3 separate regions of the Homo sapiens genome follow, and regions 1 and 3 are each linked to region 2. A link is an interaction called in ENCODE POLR2A ChIA-PET data of the cell type or tissue named here. Cell type or tissue: PC-9. All regions are shown on one strand. Each heading gives the region's core, and the rest is flanking DNA. Links, peaks and the distances in the headings are about the cores only. Region 1 overlaps MAML2 (mastermind like transcriptional coactivator 2). Region 2 overlaps MAML2 (mastermind like transcriptional coactivator 2). Region 3 overlaps MAML2 (mastermind like transcriptional coactivator 2).

Region 1 (7,305 bases), core at 1,152-6,151, 270 kb before region 2:
GACTGGAAACTCCCACCATTTGTCATTCACTGGCTTAAAGCTCTGACTTTCTATGTTCAGTGGCGCTTTAAAAATTTAGTGGTGAGGTTTCAGGAAATGAAAGATTTCAGGTGCTCAAAGATAGGCCTAAAGGTCACATTCAGAAACCCCATCTCATGTCAAACAGAGTTTTTTGTTTTTGTTTTTGTATGTTACCAGACCACAAAATATTTCTGGAAAAAGTGTTCAGCTAATTTTTTTAAAAGACTCACTTTAAAATTCATATGGAGCCAGGCGCGGTGGCTCACGCCTATAATCCCAGCACTTTGGGAGGCCAAGGTGGGTGGATCACGAGGTCAGACGTTCGAGACCAACCTGGCCAACACAGTGAAACCCCGTCTCTGCTAAAAATACAAAAAATTAGCCGGGCGTGGTAGCGGACACCTGTAATCCCTCAGCCTACTCGGGAGGCTGAGGCAGGAGAATAACTTGAACCTGGGAGGCGGAGCTTGCAGTGAGCCGAGATTGCGCCACTGCACTCCAGCCTGGGCAACAGAGTGAGACTCCATAAAAAAAAAAAAATCATATGGAAAGATAAAGTTCAGAAATAGCTAATATCATTGTTTTTTTAAAAAAGGAAGAGAAGATGGGGGAATTACTCTACCAGGTATGTGATGACCTATAACAGCCATTGTGATTGAAACAATGTGAATTGGCTTTGGAAGAAATGAATAGATAAACAGAATAGAATGGACTAGGGAGTCCAGAAACAGACTCACAAATATAAGGAAAATTGTTATATAAGAATAATAACATTACAAATCCATGAGGAAAGAATGGAATATTTAACATATGCTTCTGTGACAACTGTTCATCCAAATGGAAAAAACAATTACATCTTTACACCATGGCATCCCCAAATATAGAATTACAGTTGAATTTCCATCAACATCCCTAGGAAAACAGCTCAAAACTCAAGCTGTATACATGGTAGAGATCATTCAGGTTTTACTGAGTGTTCTATAGTGACCCAGTTCCAGAGGAAGGCAGTGACCATTGACCTGACAGAGAACTGCCAGAACTCTACTTAAAGGCAGCCAAGCAGGCAGAAATACTTCCAGTGGTAATTTCACTACTCCTGGAGTACTAATACAAAACTGGGAACCCAAGGCTACATCAAGATCCCAAGGGAAAATGGTGCTAAATATGCTATAGATCTCAGTTTGAGTGACACTCACTACCAATCCTTGTTCTTATTAAGGGTGGACAAATAAGGATTCATGCATTCTCTCTTTCCTTCCTCTGAACACCTAGAGCATTCCTAGTCTTGGGAGATTTAAGTACACAGAGATTAAGAGTTTGGTTAGGAGTCACCCAAACCTGGGCTTGAATTCTAGATCTGACTGTAAATGACTTGGGAACAATAGTAGCACGTACGTTTCCTAGGGTTACTGTAAGAATTAACTAAGGTAATATATCTCAAAAGCACAGTAAAGTACCTGGCATGAATAAGTGCTCAACAAATTTGTGCAATTATTATTGGCCTTTTCTCCTGCATTACACGTTTTAATGTTTCTTTTCTCACTGGATACCAGGTTTTGTAAAAGGTACTTTTACACATTTATTTCATTGAATCCTATGAGCTAAGTGTTATTATTTCCATTTAACAGTTTGTGTGTGTGTGTGTGTGTGTGTTTGTGTGTTTTCTCTCTTTGACAAAACTGTAAATTAGTGTTTTCCAAACTATGCTAAAGAGAAAAACAAATTAGTTTATTTACTGCAGTACCTCTCAGAGTCATTGGTATGCTAAGGAGTATTGCTAATTTCCAGAAAAGAGTATTCCTTAACATAGTTCATGACCCAAACAGTTGTTATTCTCAGAATACAGCATGGGAAAATGTGCAATAAAGATTCACTGAATGAATGGATCCAGTTTCATGCTTTTTTTTGCATGCCCCCAGTGCGTAGCATGCTTGGGGTACAGACAAAATGTTTCATAAATTCCAGTTGCTTGATTTATACGTTAAATTACCTATATCTGGCCGGGCACAGTGGCTCATGCCTGTAATCCCAGCACTTTGGGAGGCTGAGATGGGTGGATCACGAAGTCAGGAGATCGAGACCACCCTGGCTAACATGGTGAAACCCCGTCTCTACTAAAAATACAAAAAAATTAGCTGGGCATGGTGGTGGACACCTGTAGTCCCAGCCTCTTGGGAGGCTGAGGCAGGAGAATGGCGTGAACCCGGGAGGCAGAGCTTGCAGTGAGCTGAGATTGCGCCACTGCACTCCAGCCTGGGTGACAGAGCGAGACTCTGTCTAAAAATTAAAAAAAATAAAAATAAATAAAAAATTACCCGTATCTTTGTACATCAGTGGGCCAAGATGGGGAGATGCTATCTCTTTACCTGAAAGTGAGCCCACAGTTTTAAATGTCCACAAATTAAGAATGTTTGGGATCAAATCCTGGCAAGAATATGGATCAACTGGAATACTCGAACACTCCAGACAGGATAGCAAAGTGGTGCAGCCACTTTGGAGAACAGGTTGGCAGATTCTTATAAAGTTAAATATACACTTACCATATGACCGAAGAATCCCACTCCTAGGTATTTATTTAAGATAAATAAAAAGTTATGTTTCCACTGGGTGCGGTGGCTCATACTTGTAATCTCAGCACTTTGGGAGGCCGAGGCAGGTGGATCACTTGAGGTCAGAAGTAAAAGACCAGCCTGACCAACATGGTGAAACCCATCTCTACAAAAATACAAAAATTAGCCGGGCGTGATGGCAGGTGCCGGCAATCCCAGCTACTTGGGAGGCTGAGACAGGAGGATTGCTTGAACCCTGGAGGCAGAGGTTGCAGTGAGCCAAGACTATGCCACTGCACTCTAGCCTGGGTGACAGAGCAAGAGTCTGTCTCAAAAAAAAAAAAAAAAAAAAGTTATGTTTCCACAAAAATCAAATTGGAAACAATCAAATGTCTCTTATTTGGTGAATAGATAAACAAACTATCATAGATTCATACAATGTGATGCTACTTCGCACTAAAAAGAATTGAATTACTGATATATTTAAATCACAAGGTTGACTCTCAAGTGCGCTATGCTAAGTGAAAGAAGCCAGTGGCAAAAGGGTATATACTGTCTGATCCCATTTAAACAAAATTCTGTACAACACTACAGGGATACACCAGCAGTTGCCAGGACTGAAGGTGGGGGAAGAGGTTGAATACAAAGAGACACAGAAATTTATAAAGGTGATGAAAATTCTATTAATAGATTGTGGTTATGGTTACATACCTATGCGTTTGTCAAAACTTGGGGCACTTACATACCCAAAAAGTGAAATTTGTAGCATGTAAATTATAGCTTAATTTTTAAAACAGGGAGACTCTCCCTTGAAATGGTCTACAGCTTATTTTACTTCTTAAGACAACAAAACTAATACATGCTATTTAAGCACTTTTTACAAAATGGCATGGAATGTGCTAGTGTAACCTCCTAAGATGACTGCTGTTCACAGTTCCCTCAAATTCCTTTTCCTGGCATTGCTCAACCTTATCTTGTATCCAAGTGGTTTCCAAACCCTTACCTGCCCTGGGGACAATTATTTCTACTTCCACTTTTGCAACATTTATCATGTAGTACCTTATATCAGAGTTCCTTCTCTGTCTTATCTTCTTAGGATTGTAAGTTCCATACAATAAAAATCCATGCTTTACTTGTATCTACCACAGTGCCTGTTAAAATGCCTGGCAGGAATGCCATAAAGAATGTTTAACACATAAATGAATCTATGCTTAGGTAATAGTTTCAAGTCTGTAAGTCCTTCAGAGACTGTGAGCTCCTTGAAGACAGGGATTGTGCATACCTAATCTTGTACTAGACTTGACGCACTGTAAATGCTCAAAAATTTTTGAATAAATGGATTCCAGCAGATTCTGATTAATTTTGTTTTGGATGGTGCATGGCAGAGGAATTGACTCTTGGGGTGAAAGTTGTGGTCTGGTGAGAGAGCACATGGAAGAGGAGAGTGTACCCTGGGTCGCGTCTGGGAAAACCTAGTGACAGAGGGTAAATGTGAAACCTTCCAGGTTGCATTGGCTGGGTTTCATCTCTCATCACGAGATTTTTTTCAGAGAGCTCTTGGAAGGGAGATATTCCATTTGGATCCAGTTGGAATTACTAACAGAGGATGGGCTGCAACACGGCAGGTTTCCAATTGTGTTTCTTAGGCTTGAAACTCTTCCCAGAAGCAAAGATGATGAAGGCTTCATTTGTTAGGCATGAAAATAGAAAACACTTTACAAAGGGTTTTAAGGAAAATCTTTTCTTTCCTATTATTTTTATCCCCCACTCCCTATTGTTGGCCAATCCTCAAATTTTAAACTCTTTGGGGAAAGAACAACGTTCCTTATAGCTCTTGTTACTAAACTAAACTAAGTGGAAGCATTGAATCTACTTTATTGGATACATTTAATGAGGTTTTAGTTGTAATAATTATGGTTAAATAGTTCAACATCTAAAACATTGTAGTACTTTAGGTGGCCTGAGGGGAATGCGTCTCATAAAGATATATAATAACATAATGATCACTCATAAAGTCTGGGTTTTATACTGTTTGTATCTAATGACTAACAACCAATCCAGGAAGCACAGAATATGACCCCCATCTCCCTGTCCTTTCATTGCTTCTAAAACAGCACAGTCAGCCAGCTAGGGCAGTTGGTCAAATACTTTGAAGTGTGTGTGTGTGTGTGTGTGTGTGAGAGAGAGAGAGAGAGAGAGAGAGTGTGTGTGTGTGTGTGTGTCAGAGAGAGATTTCTTCTGTTTAAAAACATTTGTTATTTATGAAACCACATAATTAAAAATAATTCCATCAACTTACTATAAAGCTCCATTTCTAATGCAAAAAAATTTTGTGGAAGTAGCAAAGTAATAAGAAAAGACTTGAAGCTTTTCAAATTCTGCCCAGAATACCAAAATTATTTTTGATACTTTAATCTTTTTTGATACTTTATTGAGCATTCAAAATCATTTAGCATCACGAGAAATCTTAAAAGCATATTCTAAAGGGAAAATACATGGCATCTCTGAGCACTGGACTCAGACTATCCACTATAAATTTGAGGTCATATTTTGTCTAGATGGCATTTTTGGGGGTCAGAGTTATTGGTTTGATCATATAGGGCCAGTTAGCTTTTTCTTGGACTCTAATCATTGTAACCATATGGTTTTCAATATATGCCCTTAGTCACATGGGGAAGCATATGGGAGTGTCCAAGAGGTTTAGTTTAAAAGATTAAAAGGCTTGTCTGCTTTCTGAATTATTTGAACCCGTCCTCATAGGCAAAGGTCCTGGAATTAAGGACAGACTAATATAATTACTGGGTAATATGGGAAAGCTACCTTGAGGAAGTGGAGGTGGAATTTAACTCCCAAAGAAGGAAAAGAATTTGCATAACTACCACAAAGATAAAAGATTAGAATTCTGGAATTGTGTGGTACCCTTTAGAAAGGCAATCAGGGCAAGTGTGAGATAGGTCAAGAGAGGGTAGACATATCAGTGGCAGGAATGTGGAAAAGAAACCACGCTAGACTGGAAGAAAGCTATGCGAAGCCAACCATAAGTAATTCTGATTTTAAAATTTCAAATAGAGTGTCTTTTAAAAAAGTAGTGCGTGTTTTAGGTATGCCCATTATTTTCTCACAGCACCTTCTTTTGGAACAATCTGCTCTGCCTAGATCAATCAAATTCTTGTTTTCTGAGGATGTGGATTCTACGGAAGATAGGAGACTGGGTCTGTCAGGTGTTAGCTCCTGGCACTGGAAAGTCATGTAGAGCAAGAAATAGTATCGTGGTAACCCAAAGTCCTGTGCAGGCTGAAATCACTGGGCAACAGTAACTAAGATCTTTGTAGAGGAAACTTCAGAGAGGAATGAAGCAAGAGATCATGAGATCTCAGAAGGAAGGAAGCACAGAGACAGGGAAGATTACTGCTGTGCTTTCCCATTTTTTGGTATTCTCCCAACATTGGGTTCTCTAAGACTCCACTGTATTCTTCCAGGAAATCTTCATATATTCAAAAGAGACTGAGGAGATTTCTGTTCCATGAAATGCAACAGTGCCTCACACACAGAGAGATGAAAGGAAGACAAACAAATTCAAAATCAAAAGGCCTCCATTCGAGTCCTAGCTCCATGTGACCGTGGGCAAGTTACATAACCTCTCTGATACACGTGCTGGGCATCTGTGAACTAAGGGTTAGGATATAGACTCCTCAGTGAGGCTACAGGGATTAAATGTGAAAATGGTCTGAAACTGTGCCTGTCATACAGTGAAACCCTCAAAAAACAGAATATAACTGAATAAAATAATGCACAAGTATAGCAATTTTAAAAAACTTTACCACAGTATTATGTTCAATTAAAACAGATTTTTGTGGAAAACATAGCTATTCTTTGAGATGCTACACATGTAATTCTATAATAAAGTAGGCACATGACACACAGAAAATCTCTCATCTAATGAGTGGCTTAACCCCACCGGAATGACACATACAAACGGACATAATCAAAAAGCCGGGGGTAAGATATAGGTATAGGGCCCAAGAAAAAAGATGGTATGTCTCAGGTTTTAAGTAGGGGTAGAAGGGCACTTTAAGTTCACTCTAGAGAGTTTTATTTCCTCTAACAACTAGGAGAGGTGGATCTTTCATTCATTTTAAACTCTTTTAGCACTACTCTCTGCAGGAATATGATGGGAAAGAACACATGATCACCATTCCTGACTCAGAGCCCCTGGAACAGGTCTGGTCACCACCACAATCACAGTTGCAGTGGACGGTGAAAAAGCACTTGGTGTGAAAATAAGATTTTAGGAGCTCACGATAGGATGGCAAATAGGGATACATTGTGATTTGAGGGTTTCACTTCTTTCTTTCCTACTTGGCCCATGATGAGGGAAACTAGATCTCAAGATTCAAGAATATGTTGAATCCTTATCTATTTAAATTTAGAGATTTAACCAAGAAGTCCCATTGTAAAAATAACTCCGGGGCTGAGATGTGGCGATCCAAATTCCTGAAAATTGTTAACCCCCAATAATTCTTACTGCCTTGAATTCCCCAGGAATGACAGTATATTTCTAATTTCCAGGTGTGCTGCGGCTAACTTAAACAAGATAAAACACCTTTCATGGTATTTAAAAACACCAGTGGGTTTTCTCCCTATAGTCTCCACTCCCAGCTCAGAGGACTGTAATCCTAAACTTGGAGCACCATCTTAGATAAGTGAAAGCGGAGTAGATAATTTTGAACTGGAT
Region 2 (7,305 bases), core at 1,191-6,190:
CGCCCACAAAAGGCTGGGGTACTTCTGTATAAATCCTGGCCTCACCCAAGGCTGCCAGAGCTGACACATTCCCTATCCCCCTTATCCTCTCTCCAGAATGTCTGAGAAAACAAAAAGAAAAAATATAATCTGAGAACTGCTGCTGTGGGCCAGCTAATCTTGTCACCAAATATGTAGTGCACAATTACTATGAGCAAGGAAGTGGGTGCCAGGATCCAGAGTGGCCCTCAATCTTTATCCATTAATGTCTGTACCTCCTTCTCGAATTCAGCACCGTTTGATCTTTGATCATCACAGAATCTGCTCATTCCAGTCTCCCGTTAAATCTGTGAAAGCTGCTTCAGCCCTACTTCTTGCAAGTCAGTTTCAAGCCTCTCTTATCACAGTGTACAGATTCTGAGGAGGGGACACTGATTCTACTGCTGAGGCCTGGTTCACTCTCTCACCCCTTAGAATAAGAAGTCAGGCTGACTCCTATCATAGTCATGTTTCCAGGAAAGAGCCTAAACTCCTTCTGACACTGAGATCCACAAAAGGGTTGATGAGGAAGCTTGGAATTTGGGGTGCCATTTAAAGATTTTAAGTGGAGACTTGAGACAAAAAGAGTTGCATTTTTAGGAATTTAACTGGCAAATGATAGAGGATAGATTATGGGATGAGAGGCCAGTTTGGAAGTACAGTGACAGTTAAAACATAAGTTGGGAGACATTGGTTAATGTGGATTCAACCAAGGAGAGAGATGGTCCCCCGATCCAGCCAATACTGTATCCTGAGAGTGGCACCCAGGTTTTTCTTTATCTAGAAGACCATCCTATTACATTTCATGGCATCTACTTCAAACAGAATGAATGCTTCCTATTAGTCCTAATTTCCTCGGTAACTTTTTGTACATCTGCAAGTAATGAATGTATTCATATAAACTCTTCTTGCAGCAGGCAGAGGAGATACAGAGACAGCTAACTGCATAAAGTGCTCCAGAAACATAGCCCAAATCACAATGATGTTACACCACTGTGATTCAGGATAAAGGGACCTTAAAGAAAAAAATAAAAACAACTAAATGTGTTTATGCTATGTTATGCTGTTTATGTTTCTTCTATTTGAGAAGCTCCTGACTCAACCACTATTGAAAAATTCCGAAGTCCTATAAAGATACAATTCTCTTGACTGAGAATAACATTCTGAAATATTATTATTAGGTCAATAAATTCTCACTTAAGGAAAAGGAATTAGAGATGCACCATTTATAACAACTTCTCAATGCAAAAACTGAGTTCTGAGGCCAAAAAATATATACACTTTAATCCATTTTTCAGTAACTTTCACATTTTAGTGTAATATTTTAAAATTAAAGCTATTACATTTTAAAATAATATGGAAACAGTAAAAAGATCAGTAGTTGCCTGCAGTTAAGGGAGAGGGAAGGATAAACAGGCAGAGCACAGAGGATTTTTAGAGCAGTAAAATACTCTATGATAATATAATGAAAGATGTACATTATTATATATTTATCAGAGCCCACAGAATACAACACCAAGAGTGAATCCTAATGTCAACTACAGACCTTGGGTGATAGTGGTGTGTCAATGTAGGTCCACTAATTGCAACAAACATACCACTCTGGTGGAGGATGGTGATAATGGGGGTGACTATGCATGGATAGGGAACTGGGAGTATCTGGGAACTCTTTGTATTTTCCACTCAATTTTCTTGTGAACATACACTGCTCTAAAAAATAAAGTCTATTTGAATAATAATAATGAGACAGGATGTATTCTATATTAAAATACATGTGAAACTGTACTATATGAAAAAACTTTGGCAAAAAGAAAGTCTCATCAATTCTCTGATTCCCAAATGTCTAGATATCTGTAAGTTACTATTCAAGTCATCTAATACACAAAGGGAATTTTTTCTATGTTAGAAAAAGTTTCCACAACTTCTATGATGAACTATTCTGAATGTTACTAGAACTTAGAAGTACGGTAACTGGAAATTAAGGCAGATAAAAACATCTGTCTCTATGCAAAATATGTCCCTCAGAGGTTAAACTGGGTGAAAATAAATAGCTAACCTGGCAACCAAATAAAACTACAAAGCAACAAACACAAGTATAAACATTCTGAAAAGTGTTTTTAAAAGACAAAGTGAAATGCTCCTAGAAAATGAACATTTAAAATGTATCATATGAAACTTTAATATCTCACAATAAGAAACATACCTTTCTTCTTGTTATGCTGCAAGACGTCATAGCTGCCTTGAGTATCAAATTATGTATATATAATTATATACATAACATATACATATATAGTTTTCTACAAGTCTCTCAATAAACATATATTCTGAAAATATGGAGCACTTCAGTTGTGCACTTCAGTTGTGCCTTTGATCACTGCACGAGCCCAGGCCCACAATATCAAATGAAGAAGAGTTAACATGTTGACATCTGTTTTAGGCTAAAAATGGAAATTGTGAAGCTCTTCTCTCCTCTTCCAAGAGTTCCCTGGAATGGATCAAAAAGCTTCAAAAGACTTGGCTCCAAGGGAACTTCTAGGCAATGTCTACACAGCACAAAATGATATGGAGGCTTGGCATCTCCCTAAAGAATTAGGGCTGTGTTGACTACTGCAAAAAGGGGACTGAACCTAGCTCCCTTTGTGACTTGAAAGGTCAAAACAGTTCTCCAAGCTCCAGAATTTTCCTTTATGTGGATCTATGTATTAATTTTTCATAAAACCTCAAAGAAAACTCCTTGCCTTCAGCATAGTTAGACAACGACTGAACATCTAGACTGGGCCATGTATTTTGCCAATACTAGGGGTAAAAAGGCTGACTTTCCCAGGTAAGTGAGGCAGAGGAATGTCCTCAGTCTAAATTGAAAAGAAACCTTCCCAAACTTACACTATTTTTTTCACACCAAATCAACTTGGCCTGTGAATTTTTTCTTTCCTTGAGGCTGAGTCAAGATGAACTAGCATTTGCGGGTGGAGTGGTTACTTGAGAGCACACCATTCGTTACAAGGGGTCTTTATATGTAAAGCAGAAACATTTTTGTTTTGCTTTTCAGTTGGAGTGAGCACGAGGAATTGATTCTTTTTTTTCTCCAAAGTTAAAAGAGCAAACCCAGAGACTACCAAAATGTTAGGTTTGTTTATCATTTCCAAGTTGAAATAAAGCGTAATGTGAATACTCAGCACTCTATCTTTCCCTGATTAAAGTGATCCTGCCCTTTGAATTGCTACACAGGATACTGTTCTGTACAGCTCACTCACACGGCTGTAATAAGTCACAACAGTTTGGCACCTCGCCCAACAAAATACAAACTCTCCTGAAGTCTTGAGCTTTCCCATGGCAACATCACAGTCACCAACACAGCAAACAATCACTCCAATCCCTGCTCCCGCTTTCCTTTTCTAACAGCAAAGGATATCATTGCAGCCAGCCTCTTAGAACTGTGCTCATTATCATCTATGAAAGGAGATAGCAACGGAGATCAAGTTGCCTTCAGTGCTGAGCTTAAAGTCAGACCAAAAGCAGGATAAGTACAGGAGCATAGGGAAGTTTTACTTATGCTTTTACTGTAAAGGAAGAGTGAGAGGCTGTATGAAAAGTATATTCCTTAAATATATCCCTTAAAGTATATTCCTTAATGTGCCTTGCTGCCCTGATTACCCAGTGGCTCTGGCTCACTCACAATCTTCATACAAAACTCCCATTCACATCTAGCCCAGGCACTCTCGACAGCAGCTGGGGAGGGGGAAATGCCATCTTAAAGCTGCAACTCCGACACATTCCTGAAACTGCAAAATTGGAACGGCTTTCAAACCTCAGCTGCTTTCTCCAAGGGAATGATCATTCTGCTCATATGGGAAGGCTGCCTAGCAGTAAGAGCAGGGTGGCAGCTCCGTACAGCAGATTAAAGCAGCACCACTTCCTTTATGACCGCTTCTTTTCAGATTCAAATAACATCCTTAGGGGTGCCAGTCTCTTCTCATAAAAAGTGTCTGGGCTCCCACAAATCCCCTAAAATGATAATCTCTTCGTGTGTATTAATTTTATTTTCATTTGATGGCCCATGAGAGTTCAGGAACAGAACTAATAGTGAACCCAAGGGAATGAATGGCCTATGACTCATGGGTGGATATCATTTTATAGGGGAAAGGAAGAGGAGGGTGGAAGAGAGTCCTGGCTTCATGTGGTTTTGAATGCTGATTGTTCTACTCTGGAATTATGGTAAAGCCCTGCGCATGCTCATGGAAGATTCTGGCTTCTTTACAATTCTAGACTCAGGCCTTACACAGTGTTATAGTTTACATTTGGGATCACCCGACCTCAGAAATCAAAATTTCAGAGGGAGTTTCATTTCAGCATAGCTAAAATTTGGGGGGCAGTGGTGGTGGGGCATTAGTCCATGTAATAAAGAATATAAAATACTAATGACAAAGTATGGAAGTAATTATACCAAGATATTTCAATGCTATCCTAAACCACAAGGAGGAAAAAAAAATCCAGTGATTTACTAAACAATAGTAGAATTCTGAAATATAACTGAAGCATCTCTAACATACATATGGGTGACTGCTGTGTCATTCAAGACTCTGTGTATTTAAGTACTAACCCTCAAAATCCATTTTAGTGACAATTTACATAATTACAGTATTACTGGAAATTCTGACATCAACTTTTCACTTACTGCATACCTGATTATGTTTTATTCTTTATTATCCAATCATTTCCCATACCCAAAATCTAATTATGTTGCAATTTTTATCAGTAAGAAACCTACTTTAGACATAAAATATTAAGCTAAATAAACAAATGGTACTTTGCATCAGAGTTGCTCTAACATCTCAGAATACACTTCCCAAAAATTACATCCATGGCTACTTCCTACTTCTTTATGTTTCAGCTTAAATTTAAAGAAACTTGTGCTTTATAAAAAATGACTAGCTATAATAATGTATATTTTTTAGTTTGTTTGCTTGTTTCTTATATGTCTTCCTATTAGAATGTAAAGACCTTGAAGCTGGGGACCATGTAGCTAACCTCATGTCTTACACACAATGGATACTGAGCAAATATTTATTGAATGAATGAATGCTTCATTTATCTATACACAGTGAACCATACATGTGCTATATACTTTCTGCTCTGTGTACTCTTGTCCAAATGTAAAAATGCTGCAGCATAAACAAATAATTCATGGCATAAAATACAATACAATAAAATGAAAATAACTCATTAGTTAAGTTCAGCAAAACAGAGAAGTAAAAGATAGAGAAAGGAAGAAAACTAAGTGCCCTTGCTGGTGTTAGCTGGCAATGTCTTTTGTCTTGAAAGTTCTGGGTGAATGTTTTTGGGTTTTTGGAGAGAATGTACTCCCACTGAAATGAGTAATCCATTGTGTCTAGCATCATACTGGGATTTGGAATGCCATTGTGTTTTAGTATGAAGTGCTTGACAATGCATTCACACCCAGAGGTCAGTTTCAAAACTGCCCTTTAGTTTAACCCTATAGTTGTGATTTAGTAGAAGGATTCGAATAACTGCATAATTTGTTTACCACACATTATTCTGCTCACAATTATGAGTAATTCATTCTTACCTACAGCCATGGAATCTGTACAGAGAACTTCATTCAACCCAGTAGCAGGATTGCTAAGATCATCATGGATGACGATGATGAAGATAGTATCTAACACTGAGCACAGTAACTACCTGCTCACTCTCCCTTAATCTTGCCACCATCCCTGTTAGGCAGGTTTTGCTACATCACCATTTCATAGATGGTGGAATTAAAGCCTTAGAATTAAATAATTTCCCTCAATTTGCTCAGTTAATAAATGGTAGAGCTTGGATTCTAGTGCCCAAGGTATTGACTACTGTGATATTCCACCTCCCAAAGGAACAATTTTTTTTTTTTTTTTTCTGAGACAGGGTCTCACTCTGCCACCTAGGCTGGAGTGCAGTGGTGCAGTCACGGCTTACTGAGGTCCCGACCTCTCCAGGCTCAGGTATTCCTCCCACCTCAGCCTCCCACGTAGCTGGAACTACAGATAACATGCCACCACGCCCAGCTAATTTATACATTTTTTTTTGTAGAGATGGGTTTTTGCCATGTTGACTAGGCCGGTCTTAAACTCCTGGACTCAAGCAGTCTACCAGCTTTGGCCTTCAGAAGTGATTGGATTACAGGTGTGAGCCACCACACCTGGTCAGAATGATTTTTAAGACTCTGAAGTTTCCAAAATGTATATGATGACATATAGGGAGCATACTTGCTTCTTGCTCTTTTAAAAAACTATCATCATATTTGGAGCCAAGAAATCAGTTTATACTGTGATTACGTGAAAAGGAAATTCTTCTATACATAAACTGAGAACTGATATGCAAAGAAGCCTACTATAAAAAAATAGCTAAAATGTTTTTGTTGTCAGAAGCTAAAGGTTATTTTTTTTTTCACTAAGTAATGTAAAAATCAGTATATGGAAAGTCAGAGCAACATAAAACGTTAAAAATTTTGAAACAAACTTTTAGATTCATTTTGCTTAAGAATGTATCAGGGTTTATACCATTTCATCAACATTATTACCTTGGGGATGACTACAGTATGTCAAATTTCACCCCAATGTGACCTGAAACTGCCAGAAGCATGAAATCTCTGGAATCATCTTTCAAGTTACCACATTGCTGCATATGAGTTGAAACATTTCAGTACATAAAAGAAAGATACACATTCTAACCCTGTATCTTCTTGAATACCTTTTCTAATTCACATATTATTAAAGCAAGAAACATGTAAGCCCTTTCTTCCTAGTCCTTAGGTTGGCAATACTGTGGTGTCAGTAATTTATAACATGCTTTCTCATATATAATAAGAAGCACTGGACTAAAGAGTCTGCTGGTTTGACTCTTCACGCAAGTCAATTCAAATTAAGTCACTGTGCCTCTCTGAGCCTCAGTCTCCCCAGGTGTAAAAAGGGAAAATATGGTCAACTCTTCTGCGTCCAGTGTTGTAAAAATAAAATGAGAAATTTCTTTATAAGCTATAATCTGCTATGTGAATGCATGGGACTCTTCTAAGGCATATTTTACAATATCATTTATGCAAATGTAGGTGAATATGTTAACCATATACCAGAAAAGTGGCAATAAATAGCCCAAGAAATGTGTTCAATGGCTAACATCTAAGGAGTCCCAACTATGTCTAGGCACCAAGCTAAGTACTTTACATGTATCATCTCATTTAACTCTCACAATAGCTCTTTATTAGTTATCACCCCATTTCATACATAAGGACATTGT
Region 3 (7,305 bases), core at 1,431-6,430, 170 kb before region 2:
TAAGATAAACAAGGGAAAACAAAGCTTCTACAACACTATAAACCAAGTAGAGCTGACATATATAGAACATATACTTAACAACAACTTGTTGTACACTTGAGAAAATAATATATGCTTTTCTCAAGTGTACATGAAACATTCTCCAGGATAAACTACATACTTACAATTGCGTTTATATGAAATACCAAGAATAGGCAAACTGATAGATTCAGAAAGTATATTAGTAGTTACAGGAATCCATGAAAACAGGAATATGAGGAGTGACTGCTAAGGGACGTGGAGTTTCTTTATAGGGTGATAGAAGTGTTCTAGAATTAGATAGTGGTGATGGTTGCACAACTTTAAAAATTGCCTGGGTGTGGTGGCTCATGCCTGTAATCCCAGCACTTTGAGAGGCTAAGGCAAGTGGATAACTTGAGGTCAGGCATTCGAGACCAGCCTGGCCAACATGGTGAAACACCGTCTCTACTAAAAATACAAAAATTAGCCAGGCATGGTGGCACACTCCTGTAATCCCAGCTACTTGGGAGGCTGAGGTAGGAGAATCTCTTGAACCCAGGAGGTAGAGGTTGCAGTGAGCCGAGACTGTGCTATTGCACTCCAGCCTGGGCAACAGAGTGAGACTCTGTCTCAAAAAATAAAAATATACTAAAAAGCCAATGAATTGTACATTTTAAGGTAAAAATTTCCTAGTGGGCAAGGATCACATCTGTCTTGCACAGAAATAGAATACATAGCTCATGGTGTGTGCACGTACATATTTTGTTCTCACCCATGTCACGTGCAGAAAAAGATCTCCAAAAAGTTAGCCTATGAGCAGGAAATTAGGAAAAAATGAATATGCAAAATGAGGTGAGGCATTTGTTGCAGTACCTTTTACCCTTTAATTCATTTATTCAACAAATAAGTTATTAAGGACCTATTGTGTGCCAGGCCTGCAAGGTAGTAAGGATTCAGCAGTGAACAAGACAGACAATAGTTTGCCAGAGTGCATGCCCTAGTAAGTCTAATTACCTCAGAACTAACCACATTTAGATTTTAGATATCAAGTACAAACTGGCAAAGATAGTTATTTTTGCATTTATAAAGTTATAGAGTAATTCTTTGATTTACATACTCTGAAGAAACAATATGTGAATGACAACAGAAAGGTCAGCATGACAGTAACAAGAAAGTAGAACTCAAAAATAGGAATCTGTTCATGTGTGTTTGCCTTGTTCACAGACAGATATGAGTCATTCTGCAAACATAAACCTATAGTGGAGATGGATATAGCGTGTTCTTAGCGTTCTGACAACAGCCATGACAATATTTCTACCAAATACTGTAGCTCTGATTCCATATCTAACAAGTAACTTACCTTGTAATTTGTCCTCTCTACCTGTAGGAAAGGATTAATTCATCAGTGTATTTGGGTGTTCTGGACTGCTGTATGTTACAGTTCTCATTGTAAAAGTCCAAGTGGTATTTGGGCTTATATATTAGTCTCTTCTGAGTTTGGCAATGTGAGCTATTTCTGAAAGTTTGATAACATTTATATTAAATTCTGTAACATGATGACCATGCCCAACATACTGCTACTTTCTGATGCTTATGGATACAATATTAGAGTAAAAATTAAAATATGTCTACTTAAGTGTTACATCTCATTCAATAATATATAGTGAGTGCCTTCTTCATTGCATGATATCTACAAGGAGATATGTGGATACAGAATGTGTAAGAGAAAACATCGCCCTCAAGTAGGCTTTCCTGGATAAAGATATTTCTTGATAACTTTTATCCAAGGTACTTAAATTTCAAACATAATGAACACATTGAAAAGGAACCATTAAAAGAAATCATTCTATTAATATAAAATAAATATATTCCTGTGTCAGTGTTCTGCAACCTATATTCTGATTTCAATTTTTGTTGAATGCCATTTGGGAGAATGTAGATCGGTAAGCAAAGTAAAATATATTACATTTTCTTATCATTTTTTATTAGTCATTATTATCATTTTCTTATCGATTTTAAAATTTCGCAAGCACCCAGATCTGCTATTTTTCAGCCATTTACATGTCTTCATGCATGGGAGTGGTAGCCCGTATACAGTCATTACACACCTGGATTATTTTCCCTATGAAAGACCTGTGTGAACATTCAGCCTTCTCTTGGTCAATCGACTTGGCAGAAAAACAGTTTAAGAAAATAAAAATATTAAAATATGGAATATTAATTGAAATATATTTTATGTTTTTAAGAAACATATTTGTACTTCAGATGAGGAGTATGAGAATACAATAGAAACCTTTAAAGGCTGTGTATATTACCAGATAAGAATGGTTTATAGGCCAGGCATGGGGGCTCATGCCTATAATCCCAGCACTTTGGGAGGCTGAGGCAGGCAGATTGCTTGAGCCCAGGAGTTTGAGACCAACCTGGGCAACATGGTGAAACCCTGTCTCTACAAAAAATACAAAAATTAGCTGGGCGTGATGGCATGTGCCTCTAGTCCCAGCTACTCAAGAGGCTGAGGTGGGAGTATCACTTGAGCCCAGGAGGCAGAGGTTGCAGTAAGCTGAGATCATGCCACTGCACTCCAGCCTGAGCAACGGAGCAAGACCCTGCCTCATTGAAAAGAAAAAAAAAAGAAAACAGAAAAAAGAAAGAAAGAACAGTTTATAATTAGACATTGCTGACAATTATTCTTTGTAGTTGTTTAGTGCTTTATAGCTCATAAGGTCTTTGTAATGGTTCTCTAAGACTTCTTTACATTCTATTAGTCTCTGAATATGACTTACTGAAGATTATACAGCTAAGTGGCAGGACACAGGACTCTATTTTTTCCTTTAAAGTCCTTATTACAAAATAAATACAAACTACTTTGTTTACTTGTTTACTGTGTTTCTCACCTATTGTGTTACTCACCACTACTAAAGTTCCAGGTAAGCAGGCACCACACCTGCTTTATTCCTCATTGTACCCCAATGCCTGGAATAGTCCTTGCACATAATACATTTTTGATGCATTTTTAATGAATTAAGGCAAGATATCAAATGTCTCTGATTCTAGTGCTTTCCTCCTTATACAACATTAGTGAGTACTTCAGGATTCTGGGATTATTTATTTGTTTAGAAGATCATGCTTCCCATATATTTGAAGGCAGTCAAACTCTTGTTCAAATACTATACTGAAATAAAAAGAGTCAAAGAAGTTTTGCTGTATGTAAATTAGTCTATACTTCTTTCCTTCAAATTCTATTCAACATGTCCAGCTACTTGATACATAGAAATTTTATAATAATATTCTCTACTTTTACTTACCACATTGTGGTAAAAAGTAAGTGGCATGTTTCAACTAATCCAGCCAGTATTGCTTTTATTTCCTCAAGCTAAGAGGGGTAAACAGAAATGGTTACCATGGAAAGTCATAAATACCACTGACTGCTATTTCCTCATTTGCTACTCTATCATGTATTAGGAGAATAAACCAAACTCTCCTTCTAAAAGTCGAGTTGCAGGCATGTGTAGGGCATTACATCCAGAGCTTCTGCAGTTCATTAGATTGCCCAGCTATAGCAGAAGTAGGGATGATAATAACAGTGGACACATATTGAGCATTTACCCAATGCCTGGTATTGCACTAGCAACATGCTATGGTTTGAATGTGCCCCACAAAGTTCATGTGTTGGAAACTTAATCCCCAAAGCAAGTGTTGAGAGGTGAAACCATTAAGAGGTGATTAGGCACAGTCCTCATGAATGAGTTAATGCTGTTATTGTGAGAGTGAGTTAGTTATCATGGGCGTGGGTTCCTAATAAAATAATAACTTTGTCTCTGTTCCCCCTTTATCTCTTGCCTTTCCATCTTCTACCACGGTATGACACAGCAAGATGGCACCTTACAAGATGCCAGCCCCTTGGACTTCCCAGTCTCCAAAACTGTGAGAAATAAATCTTCATTCTTAATAAATTACCCAGTCTCAGGTATTCTGTTATAGCAACACAAAACGGACTAAGACAATACATTATCTCATTTCATCCTCACACCAGGCCTATCAGTTAGGCCTGATATTTCTTCTTATTATTACACTTTTACAGAGGAAGAAGCTGATACTTAGAGATGTTAAGTTTTTAAAGTTCACTCAGCTAGTAGGTGGCAGAAGAGAGGTCCCAATCCAAGGCTTTTTTTTTTTTTTTTTAAACCGTGGTAATGATTTTATAGTATTTTTGTGCTGGAAATAGATAACTGAATGAAACAAAACTGAATAATTACTTACAGTAAAGGTCAGCTTTTTCTTACAATTTGTGTAGCTTTATTTCCTAAAAATTGGCATTTTTTTCCTATCTTTAGAGGAGTGATTCTTCTGGCTCGCTGCTCAAGGCTGCATTCTTAATTCCTAATAGTGACATACATCTCTGAACCTGGGAGGTGGAGGTTGCAGTGAGCCAAGATCATGCCACTACACTCCAGCCTGGGCAACAGAGTGAGACACCATCTCAAAAAAAAAAAAAAAAATTATATTGAAATTAACTGTGGACTCCTTGCACCCAGCTAAGAGCTTGGGACACAGTAGATACTTAATAGATTTTTGTTGAAATGAATTAATTTTGAACTAAACTTTAGTAACTAATCCCATTAAGTGAAAACCAGCATGGCACCAAGCCGACCTGCACTGAGGTGCCAGTGAACTCAATTATACGTGATATGTAAACACATCTAGGAATCAACGTTTTGATCTAGAGTATGAAGAAATCCAAGACTATAGGTAGACATAAATTATTTGAAGAAGTCCAGGTTATATCTAAATATAAATCTATACAGTAAGTCACAATTATCTAAACTTTTCCCACTTACCATCAGTTTTCTCCTCTTCCTTTTTTTTCTTTGCAGAATGAGCCGCATAATTGCTTCAATTTGCCACTTCCCTCTGACAGATGTAGTTATATGTATATATGTAATACATACACACATACATACATATGAGTTGAAGTCAATTAAGATAACAACTGACAAGAAATTAAATATTTAAAGATGTTGTTGATTATGTAGTTATCACAAATGTCTATTTAGCATCCCATATTGGAAAGAAAACCCCACCATGATTATCTCATGTTGGCAGTCTTCCCCCACCCCCCAAACTACAACTGCTACATAGTTACTTAGAGCCTTAATTCACAGTTGTTTATTTCCTGCTTTCACATCCAAAGTTGGGGAAAACAGACCATGGTGAATTTCAAATTTCAGAGCTAATAGCATACTTCTAGTATGGTAGGTATTTATTTAACTTTAATATGAGAAGTTAGGCATCTGTTTTTCTTTCAGCTGATGACACAGTTCATTTTCTCCTCAATAATAAAGAAATTTCAAAATGCATGAAAGCCCACTTTTTGCTTCATTTCCTGTAAATAACTTTACACTTACTTCAAAGCTGACCTTTCACTTAGATCAAAATCCCTGTTACTAAGACCTTGCAGAGAAGAGAACTGAATCAATAGGATGAACATTAAAATAATTGTATCTTGCTTTATTTACTGTACCCTGAACATCTTTGAGGGGTTATAATTTCTGGGGATGCCCTGAGCACTTTGAGTGAAGTATCTGCCAAAAATCACATCTGACTAGTGCCTTGTTATTTTTTTCCACTGTTGTTTTTTAAAAAATGCCATCAGGGAAGCTTAACTACAACAATTCTCTTTCAGTGTCGTCAATTTTCCATGAGTTCAGGCAGGCCACCAAACAGATCTCAAATACACAGAAAACTGTAAGTGGAAACCGGGTTAAAAGGGAAGGAAATGTTGCATGCACTTAATATCATAGAAATCAAGTATAAAGAACAGACTGCTAAATTGTAGAGTGAAATCAGGTTAACCATATTGACTGGAAACCGAATTCAAATTACCTTGCACTTGGTTCTGGGGAGAAATGAGGAGGCTTTAAAAATAGACACCACTGTTTTTGGCCTTTGTTTAAAATAGTGATTCCCAAGACTAAATTTCTCTTACTGTCTCTTACACGCCTGGATCAAAAGAAGCAAATCTGACTAGTTTAGAAAAATCTTTAGGGAAAACCCAATTCCTTTGTCTCTTCAACAAAGACTTTGAATAAGAGTTTAAGTTTGCTTTAGCCTGTGCATTTTAAGAACTGGACAACACATGTACTGGGAGCCAGAAAGAGTTTCCTCACATGATCTAAGCTTTGGAATTCCTTTGTTTCTTGCCTTTCAGATGGAAAAAGAATAACAAGTATGGTATTGTCCACAAACTCATTGACCATTCAGTCTCCATTTTAATATACTACACATACACTGTGTGAGTGTGTCTGAAAGACGGTGGGCAGGGGAGACAGAAGAAACTGTGGGTGTTTATGGTTAATATTAATCACTTGGATAATGAATATTATTATTAGAAAATTAGAATTTTATAATTGCATTAAACCTGAAAATTATTAAATATATTGATCTTTAATACTTGGTTCCTAAGACTGTTATTTTTTAACAATCTTTTTTATGTGCTAATTATATGAAAGGGTAGTCTCTTTCAGTGAAATAATTCCCCCTTTCCATCCTTTTCCCCACAATATTCCTGTATCCATCAAGAACAATGTCTTTATAACTGGTAGGCTTTTTGGCCTCTGTCATTCCTATTTTGAACCAAATGATTAAAAAATGACTGTGGTAAATGTTAGCTAACTTGGCGTTATTAGGGCCAAAAGAAGTCCTTCACATATTTAGGCTAATAAGAACACAGGATTCCGGTTTTTTGTATACCTCAAGATCCTCCTTTTGTAATCAAAGATTTGAACACCCAAAAATGGTGACATGAAGCAAGGTGGAATGCCAAAAAATGAAGAAAAATATACTTTCCTGTCGTCCATGCTGATACCTGTGTTTGTTGGCTGAATCCCTGAAAGCTATTCCTTTGTCTCCCTCTTCAAGTACTGATTTCCAGACAGCCACCTGACCGCCACCTGAGCTCATATTACTGCCCCTTGCCTAGGAGATCTTTGTATAGCTCCTAACTCTGAAGCTTTGTGGCCAAAGGAAGTTATTTATGCCATCTGTAAAAGAGGGAGCAAAATGGCTGCCTCTTATATTGTGTTCCACAAGGGTGCTCAGGAAATTTATGAAAAATCTATTCCAGTGACTGCTGAGATATGAATGTTGAACTCCTAATGGCTGCTAATGGGCGATCTTATTGCACTCTTCCTGTTTTCCTTACCCCCAAGTGGTCAGCCAGCATTCAGAGAGGGTAAGAAAGATGGGGGGGTTGGTGAATAATGATTGCCGGGTAAACCACCAGGGACTGGGTTTGATAATGCA

Evidence for each region. ChIA-PET counts read pairs that join two places held together with the same protein. Peaks named below come from ENCODE experiments on the same cell type or tissue, not always from the same donor. Only the 100,000 strongest peaks of a DNase experiment are listed, where the experiment ranks them.
Region 1: POLR2A ChIA-PET joins it to region 2 with 5 read pairs; 2 of 35 experiments call an interaction of 5 or more read pairs at or near these places.
Region 3: POLR2A ChIA-PET joins it to region 2 with 5 read pairs; 4 of 35 experiments call an interaction of 5 or more read pairs at or near these places.

What each region holds. Positions count from the first base shown.
Region 1 is chr11:96,029,685-96,036,989 of GRCh38, forward strand. All of the region lies in intron 2 of MAML2 (mastermind like transcriptional coactivator 2), which reads right to left. Among named protein-coding and RNA genes, the nearest start is that of MTMR2, 110 kb to the left of the region's middle. In PC-9, for the core only: no CTCF peak of the experiment used is centred there; DNase peaks (open chromatin) are centred at 3,597 and 4,657; H3K4me3 peaks cover 780 bases; H3K27ac peaks cover 2,173 bases.
Region 2 is chr11:96,303,786-96,311,090 of GRCh38, forward strand. All of the region lies in intron 1 of MAML2 (mastermind like transcriptional coactivator 2), which reads right to left. Among named protein-coding and RNA genes, the nearest start is that of MIR1260B, 34 kb to the right of the region's middle. In PC-9, for the core only: no CTCF peak of the experiment used is centred there; DNase peaks (open chromatin) are centred at 3,316, 3,806, 4,176 and 5,676; H3K4me3 peaks cover 2,788 bases; H3K27ac peaks cover 4,503 bases.
Region 3 is chr11:96,131,378-96,138,682 of GRCh38, forward strand. The region is part of intron 1 of MAML2 (mastermind like transcriptional coactivator 2); the gene reads right to left. Among named protein-coding and RNA genes, the nearest start is that of MIR1260B, 210 kb to the right of the region's middle. In PC-9, for the core only: no CTCF peak of the experiment used is centred there; a DNase peak (open chromatin) is centred at 3,394; H3K27ac peaks cover 2,238 bases.